Regions from separate parts of the Homo sapiens genome. Here region 2 is linked to region 1. Evidence: read pairs that join two places in POLR2A ChIA-PET (ENCODE). Cell type or tissue: PC-3. All regions are shown on one strand.

Region 1 (4,000 bases):
TATGTTCATCAAGTTTTTCACCTATAGGACAACAAGAGCTAGAGGGGTGGAAGATAAAAATACTAGACATAACCTCTTCCTTAAACTTGTGGCCTAGTTACAGAGACAACCACATTATGAAACCATTACTAACCATATGTGATACTGTTTATATATAGACCAGAGATGTCATAATTAGTGTCTGATGTGCCTAAGGGTTGGAGGACAGTTATAGTGGTTCATGAGTTCAGTGACAATGTTTAAACTGTATTTTCCCTTTGCTGATAATCTAAGAAAATTTTTTTTTATCAGGTAGAATTATAAGCCTTCCCATTTGCAGTAATAGTTTGTAATTCAAAGACATTTTCATTGGCTAAAACTTTAGTGTTTTAAGTTAACATTGTGCAAACCAGGGTTCAAAACATATTTTCTTAAAAATTTTAATGGTGGAAGATAGAATCCTGATCTGTCCCTGGAAGAGTGACTAGGTCCTGATAGTTGTTTCTGCTAGAGGAGAGAATTTGCAAGGATGAGCATAGTGCATTTGGGGTACTAGAAAATTTAAAGGATATAACAGTTTCAGGTTTTTAAATATACCATCCCGACCATGTGTCAATAATTGGTGGAATACCCTTTTCTTTGTTATTACCTACCTCTGATGACTAAAGGAGCTTTAAGTCTTTTTGTTGAGAAGGTAACTCCCAGAGTCCTTGTTTAAAGAACCATCTTCTAACCCTCATGTTATTGATCAGTGTCTAACGTAAACTTTTTTTTCTCTGCCCAAATGTGAATTTTGTTTCCTCAGGACTTTATTTCTGAACAGTTAATGATTCTAGCAGAGACAGCTATAGGAAAGTCCATTGCATTATGCCTTTGGGCATTAGCTAGTCACTAGGGAAGCAGGTGTTCCTCGAAGGGCCAGAACATTAAGGACAAATTGTCTTTTTTAATGTACCAGCCTAATCCTGCACCTTTACTTGGTTAGGGATTTGTTTCGCTCAAATGTCATTGCTGTCCTTTTATTTCTCTTTTGTACATAAGTTATCTCAGGTCAATGATCTTTATTCTCCTTTAATTTGCTGTATGGTTTTAACAGGTTTTTTAGTAAAACTGAGTTTGTGTTTGTTAGTTGCATTAGGTCAGACTGCAAGATTGTTTGTTCAGATGTAGGCCTAACAAGGGATTGTTCTTTTAAAATCTTCTTTAAGGCAAAATTTTCTGTTTTATTTCTTTACAGATTCCAGCAAGATTATGGAAGAGCATAGCTACATACAAAAGGAGCTAGATTTACAAAATGGTAGCTTAGAGGAAGACTCTGTGGTGCATTCTGTTGAGAACGATTCCCAAAACATGATGGAGAGCCTCAGCCCAAAGAAATACTCTTCCAGTCTGAGATTTAAAGCCAATGGAGACTATTCTGGCTCCTATTTAACCCTCTCACAACCTGTGCCTGCAAAGAGAAGCCCTTCTCCTTTGGGAACCAGTGTCAGAAGCAGCCCCTCCTTAGCCAAAATCCAGGGAAGCAAGCAGTTCTCTTATGATGGAACTGACAAAAATATTCCTATGAAACCTCCAACTCCTTTACTCAACACTACATCCTCCCTCAGTGGATATCCACTTGGAAGAGCAGACTTTGATCATTATACTGGCCGGGACAGTGAAAGGGCCTTGAGGCTCTCAGAGAAGCCTCCCTATTCCAAATATAGCTCAAGGCATAAATCGCATGACAATGTCTACTCTCTTGGAGGGCTGGAAGGTCGGAAGGCATCTGGCTCGCTCCTGGCCATGTGGAATGGAAGTTCCCTGAGTGATGCTGGCCCGCCTCCTATCAGCAGATCGGGAGCCGCAAGCATGCCTTCAAGCCCAAAGCAAGCCAGGAAAATGAGCATTCAGGACAGCCTGGCGCTTCAACCCAAGTTAACTAGACACAAGGAGCTTGCATCTGAAAACATCAATTTGAGAACTAGGAAGTACTCCAGCAGCAGCCTGAGTCACATGGGAGCCTACAGCCGATCACTTCCCAGGTTGTACAGAGCCACAGAGAACCAGCTGACACCTCTCAGCTTGCCTCCAAGAAACTCTCTGGGCAATTCCAAACGAACAAAACTTGGGGAAAAGGATCTACCTCATAGCGTAATAGACAATGACAATTACCTTAATTTTTCTTCTTTGAGCTCAGGGGCTTTACCCTATAAAACCTCTGCTTCTGAAGGCAATCCTTATGTAAGTTCTACCCTCAGTGTCCCTGCCAGTCCACGAGTGGCTCGGAAGATGCTTCTGGCCTCCACCTCCTCCTGTGCCTCTGATGACTTTGATCAGGCTTCATATGTGGGGACAAACCCGAGTCATTCACTTCTTGCTGGAGAGTCAGACAGAGTTTTTGCGACCAGGAGGAACTTCTCTTGTGGATCTGTGGAATTTGATGAGGCAGATTTGGAAAGCCTCAGACAGGCCTCAGGAACCCCCCAGCCTGCCCTTCGGGAACGGAAAAGCAGTATTAGCTCCATTTCAGGACGTGATGACCTGATGGATTATCACCGGCGGCAGAGGGAGGAAAGACTCAGGGAGCAGGAAATGGAGCGATTGGTAATCTTCATCTCAACAGTGATTGACCTCACTGTTTCATTAACCAGCATCTACAGGGCAGCCTTGGAGATGGACTCCAGGATATGTGGGAATATAGGATATTCATGTTCACTAGCCACAGCTGCTATCTTTCTCTTCTCTCCTGCTATCCTTCTTCTTCCCATATCACTATTAATAGGCTTGTTTGGCTATCTTGAAGGCCTCCAGGAATTAATGTTAATTTAGTTGCTCTGCGGACTTCTCACAAGTATAAATTCTTTAAAAACATAACAGAGGAGTTGGGAATTTTATGAAATTTCTGAGTCTTACAAACTTCTCTTTAAGACTATGAGGAAATGCTGACTTGTATTATTTATATCATTAAATTTGCTTGTGTATGGTTATGAGAAGTAGTCAGTGAAATCATGACTCACCAAGAATTAGGTAGTAAATTTGTCTTTATAGCAAGTTGTCTAGAAAGTTGGAGTTGCCTCAGTGGTGCTCAGCTTTTCTCCACACTGTTCATACACAACCTTACTATCTTTAGCTCTGATTCTTATCACGTACAGTGATTCCAAACTACACATACTCACAAGATCTATTGAGTTGTCTTTTTCCATTTAAAATGAATTTATACTTATTGTTGAAATATTGAAAATAAGACGGGGAAACATCCCTTGAGAGTCTCACCAATGAATGAGAACAAACAACTGCATTTTTCCTTTCTCTTTTAAGCACAGGTTTTTCTCTTAGAATGAATATCTGTGAGAGATTACTTTGATTCATTTTTGATTCATGATTTCCTTAACAAGAGAAGCTGCAGGATAGTAAAGCTGATTTACAGCAACACAGTAGGATTATCAGTGTTTTAGTCGCTAAAATATTCTAGAATATGATTTTTGAATCACAAAACTGGTTGATACCCTATAGGACAATAAAATTGTAACCCAGGCTTGTCCAACCTGTGGCCTGTGGGCCGCACAAGGCCCACAATGGCTTTGAATGCCACCCAATACAAACTCAAAGTTTCTTAAAACATTATGAGATTTTTTTTGCCTTTTTTTTTTTTAAGCTCATCAGCTATCGTTAGTGTATTTTATGTGTGGCCCAAGACAATTCTTCTCCAGTGTGGCCCAAGATTGGACACCCCTGTTGTAACCTTTGGATTATAATGGACAGAAACCATTTGCATCCATCCAGAAGGAAATACGTTTGACATTTTAGAGCAGTAATCATTTGCATCACTCATAGTTTTTGATAAGTTGATGTCTGTTCTTACAGAGTTTTCAAATACCCTAACTGACAATAGTGAATGAAAACAAATGTGCATACCCTTAGAGAATTTAGACAGTCTTTGAGTGGGTCAGTTATACAGTACTCAGTATGACTTTCCTCTTTATTACCATAAATAATCTCTGCAGACTGTTCATGGTCACAAAATGGCATTGTGTTTGGG
Region 2 (4,000 bases), 110 kb after region 1:
TGGGGTTGAGGTGGGTGGAATTTCAATATACCTTTTTAAGATCCTCTAAATATAGATCTCAAGTACTTCTTAGTTTAGAAACAATCGTGGAGATGTGTAATGGTTGGATGAAAAAAATGTGATGCTTTGGTGTATTTAGAGAATATACCTAGAAAATTGCAGGCAATTTTTTTTAACCAAATGTATCTTTTGGGGAAAATATACATTCCCATTTTGTCTTCCCCTTTTCCTAGGCTTTCAGGGTTTTGCAGGTAAACTTCTACTAAAGAAGAAGCTCAAAAGTCAGTCTCTCAGAATCCTTTCCTTACTCATCCCCATCTCTCTTTTTCAGGAAGTTTGTTGCTGGGTCCTCTGGGCTCTCTTGTGAACAGTACTCTATCCATGCCTTTTTGGTACCACTTGCTGCTTTGAAATTCTCAGTTTATATCCTAGCTTCCTTCTCTCAAAGGATGACCAAGGTCAGAAGCTTTATTTTGACATTGTTTGTCCTCAGACACCTCTGACTATGCTATATCAACCCCTTTACTGGCTCCTCCTCCTTGCCCACCTTATAATGTTAATACTCCTTGAGTTCTGGCCTTGGCAGTCTTCTCTTGCTACTTATTCACCTTGAGGAACATCACCCATGTTCATGGTTTAAACTACTACCTGCTTGCAGGTGACTCAACTACATACCTACAATCTAGACTCTTGAGCTCCAGACCCATAAAACCAACTGCCTAATGAACTGGGATGGACCATGGGCTTCCCAAATGCAGTAAATCCAAACCTTATTATCTTTTCTGCTTTATGTCTCTCCCCACCTATGAGTCCTCTTAAAATAAATGGCGCCACCATTGCTTCTGTTATACAAGTCAAACTTGTGAGTCATTCTGTCTCCTTTTCCTTTACCCAAATCAGATTGATGATCCTCTCTCTCTATGAAAAAGCTCAAACTCTTGCATGATATGTGAGTCCATGAAAGGCTGGTTTAACAAACAAAAACCAGTTGCTGAAAGCCAGTTTAACAACTGGCTTTTGGTGGTGGGGTGGAAGCCCTGATTTGTAGCATTTGCTAACATTCACAGCATAAATATTCCTGCCCTGGCTGGTTTTAAACTACATCATGACATCTCTGAATGCAAAGCTGGAAGAAAATACCCAGTAGCACACCATCACATAGTATTTACACCATATAGAGACAATAAACGCAAATATCCTCAACATAGCTAACAGTAAAATGTAGCAAAAAAATCAGGAAGTGCTTCATTTTTAGTAACTTTTCTTTGTAATATAACTTATTTAAGAGTAAGTTAATATAACCTTATTGCTAAGAATGACTGAGTTTAGCATCTGTCTCTTGAAATTCCTGAAAATTTAACCATGGGCACTTGCAAACACACCATTTTATAATCTGGAGCCTGCCTGACATTCCAGCCTCATTTTTCTTTCTATGTTTCTCTTCTCTTTAACCCTATGTTTTATTAATACTGGAAGATTTTCACCTTAAATACACTTCTTTTGACAGCAACATTCCCTACCCCTCTTGCCTCACTCTATCCACCTGGCAAACACCTACTTGTCTTTCAAGACTTAAAATAATCTCATTTATAAATCTGTCCCCTGATTCCTTAACACCCTCCTCCAGGTATTATTGTACCAACCTGAGTTCTTTGTGCATAATTTTAGCATGACATCTGGCATTTATTGTTTACAAGTTTAACTTCGTTACTAAACCAAATTGTCATGTATCATTTATTTTTGTGTCTCAGCTATACACATAGGCCCTTAAAAAGTTGTTGAGGCCAGGCGCGGTGGCTCACGCCTGTAATCCCAGCTCTTTGGGAGGCTGAGGCGGGCGGATCACGAGGTCAGGAGATTGAGACCATCCTGGCTAACATGGTGAAAACCCCGTCTCTACTAAAAATACAAAAATAAGCTAGTTGTGGTGGCTCATGCCTGTAATCCTCGCTACTTAGGAGGCTGAGGCAGGAGAATCACTTGAACTAGGGAGTCAGAGGTTGCAGTGAGCTGAGATCACACCATTGCGCCCCAGCCTGGCCACAGAGTGAGACTCCGAATCAAAAAAAAAGAAAGAAAAAGTTGTTGAAAACATTAACTATAATACTAGTAGGCACTTAGTAAATGTGGCATTGAGCTGATTTCCACTGTCACCCCTGAGGAGATGAAGCATTTTTTCTCTGAAGACTTCCTCTGGATTTCTGGACACTTCCATGCCCTGCTGTGGCCCCTCTCTTTGCCATTGTATCCTCTCTAGAAGCATGGGCCCAGTCATTCACTTAAAGCACACCAGCTACTCTGTTATAATATGAGGGACTCTTTGGGTACAAAAGATTTGCAAAACACAGTGTTTAAAAAAAGTCAAGCAAATGTACATCTTTAGAATTGTTTCAAGCTTTGCATATCAAACCAACAACTTCCTTAGAGCCATTCCAGCCATGGAAAAAATTATGTGGTTTCTGTTTGGGACTCCGTTCCCTTAGTCTAAGGTTGGAACTAGCCTTATGGCTCCTCCCCAAGATACCAATGATGACTTCCATAATTCTTCTGTCAATTTCCCTGCTCTAAGCTCTTCCCCTAAGCTCCAAGTGTCCCAACACAGTGCTGCTGTCTTTTGAGCTTCTTCAACTGATGATTCCATGCAGCATCAAGACCTGCCTTAGTCAGCCCTTCCCTTGTCTCTTCCTAAACCTACTGCTCTCCTGAATCTCCTAGTTTTCTGTTTTCAGAGGACTGTCTGCCAGGCCTTCAACGACTGACCGCTAAGTCTTTTTCAGGCAAACCACCCACATATCTCCTAAGTAATTAAATTTTCATTAGTCCAGGCATCAGCCGGTAGGAGATTTTTCTCAATACATGTATTATTTGAGGAGTCATTTCCTGCATAGCTTCTAATCAATTTCCCACAGGGACAAAGATCATCATCCCATGTACCCAGAATTGCTTTATTTAATATGCTTGAGTCAATTTATCAATCTGTTTTCAATGCAAGAATTGTATTTTATTCCTCCTCAGTCCAGTAGTTGGCATAAACACTCAGTAAATATCTGTTGAATGAAGAAATGAACCAAACGAAAAAAAATGTGGAATTTTTCTCATGAAAAACACCCAGAGAATTACACAACACCAATGAGACTCAATCTTTACCCACAAATGGCTTACAGTCTAGGAGGACAAACTGCCAAGCCCTTTAGCTGTTATAAAAATGTGGGGCCAACTTAGAGCTAATGGTTTCTCCTGAGTGCTTGTTTGCCCATGAGAAATATTCAGTTACTTCTGACAATATGTCGGTTGTGCCTTCACGGTCCTTACTTCAGATGAAGTCTTTACATTCTATCAAAACCTTTCACTCTAAGAGTTCTTAGTCGTTGAGTTTTGTTTAATTTATAAAACTTGCCGGGCGTGGTGGCTCATGCCTGTAATCCCAGAACTTTGGGAGGCCGAGGCAGTCAGATCACCTGAGGTCAGGAGTTCAAGACCAGCCTGACCAACGTGGCAAAACCCCATCTCCACTAAAAATACAAAAATTAGCCAGGCCTGGTGGCACACACCTGTAATCCTAGCTACCTGGGAGGCTGAGGCAGGAGAATCGCTTGAACCCAGGAGGCAGAGGTTGCAGCCAGCCGAGATTGTGCCACTGCACTCCAGCCTGGGCAACAGAGCGAGACTCTGTCTAAAAATATATAGTAAGAATTATAATAATAATTTATAAAACTTGTTCTTAGTGTCTTTCAGTTAAGAGTAGCATGAAAAAAATACCTCCCTTGAATAAGTCAAACTGAGGCACAACAGTTTCAGGATGGAAGTTTCTGGGTGAAGTTGGGCTGGCAGCTGAACAAGTAAATGATAGCAGCTCTCAGTCCCTCCCCTCCTGTCCTGCCAGACAGTTGTTACCTCAGGGCAGGGGGAAAGTAGCTTGGCTATTCCCGACAGATGGACAGTTGGTAGAACGGACCCTCCCACAGGCCCTCATCCCCTTGTGCAGCTGCTGGCCTCGTAG

The links. ChIA-PET counts read pairs that join two places held together with the same protein. Peaks named below come from ENCODE experiments on the same cell type or tissue, not always from the same donor. Only the 100,000 strongest peaks of a DNase experiment are listed, where the experiment ranks them.
Region 2: POLR2A ChIA-PET joins it to region 1 with 5 read pairs; 3 of 35 experiments call an interaction of 5 or more read pairs at or near these places.

Annotation. Positions count from the first base shown.
Region 1 is chr3:111,882,848-111,886,847 of GRCh38, forward strand. PHLDB2 (pleckstrin homology like domain family B member 2) reads left to right here. Exons shown (of 18, transcript NM_001134438.2): 2 at 1,217-2,565. The coding sequence starts at 1,231. Among named protein-coding and RNA genes, the nearest start is that of PHLDB2, 26 kb to the left of the region's middle. In PC-3, no CTCF peak of the experiment used is centred here; no DNase peak of the experiment used is centred here.
Region 2 is chr3:111,994,760-111,998,759 of GRCh38, forward strand. No RefSeq gene overlaps it. Among named protein-coding and RNA genes, the nearest start is that of TAGLN3, 2.2 kb to the right of the region's middle. In PC-3, no CTCF peak of the experiment used is centred here; no DNase peak of the experiment used is centred here; H3K4me3 peaks cover 157 bases.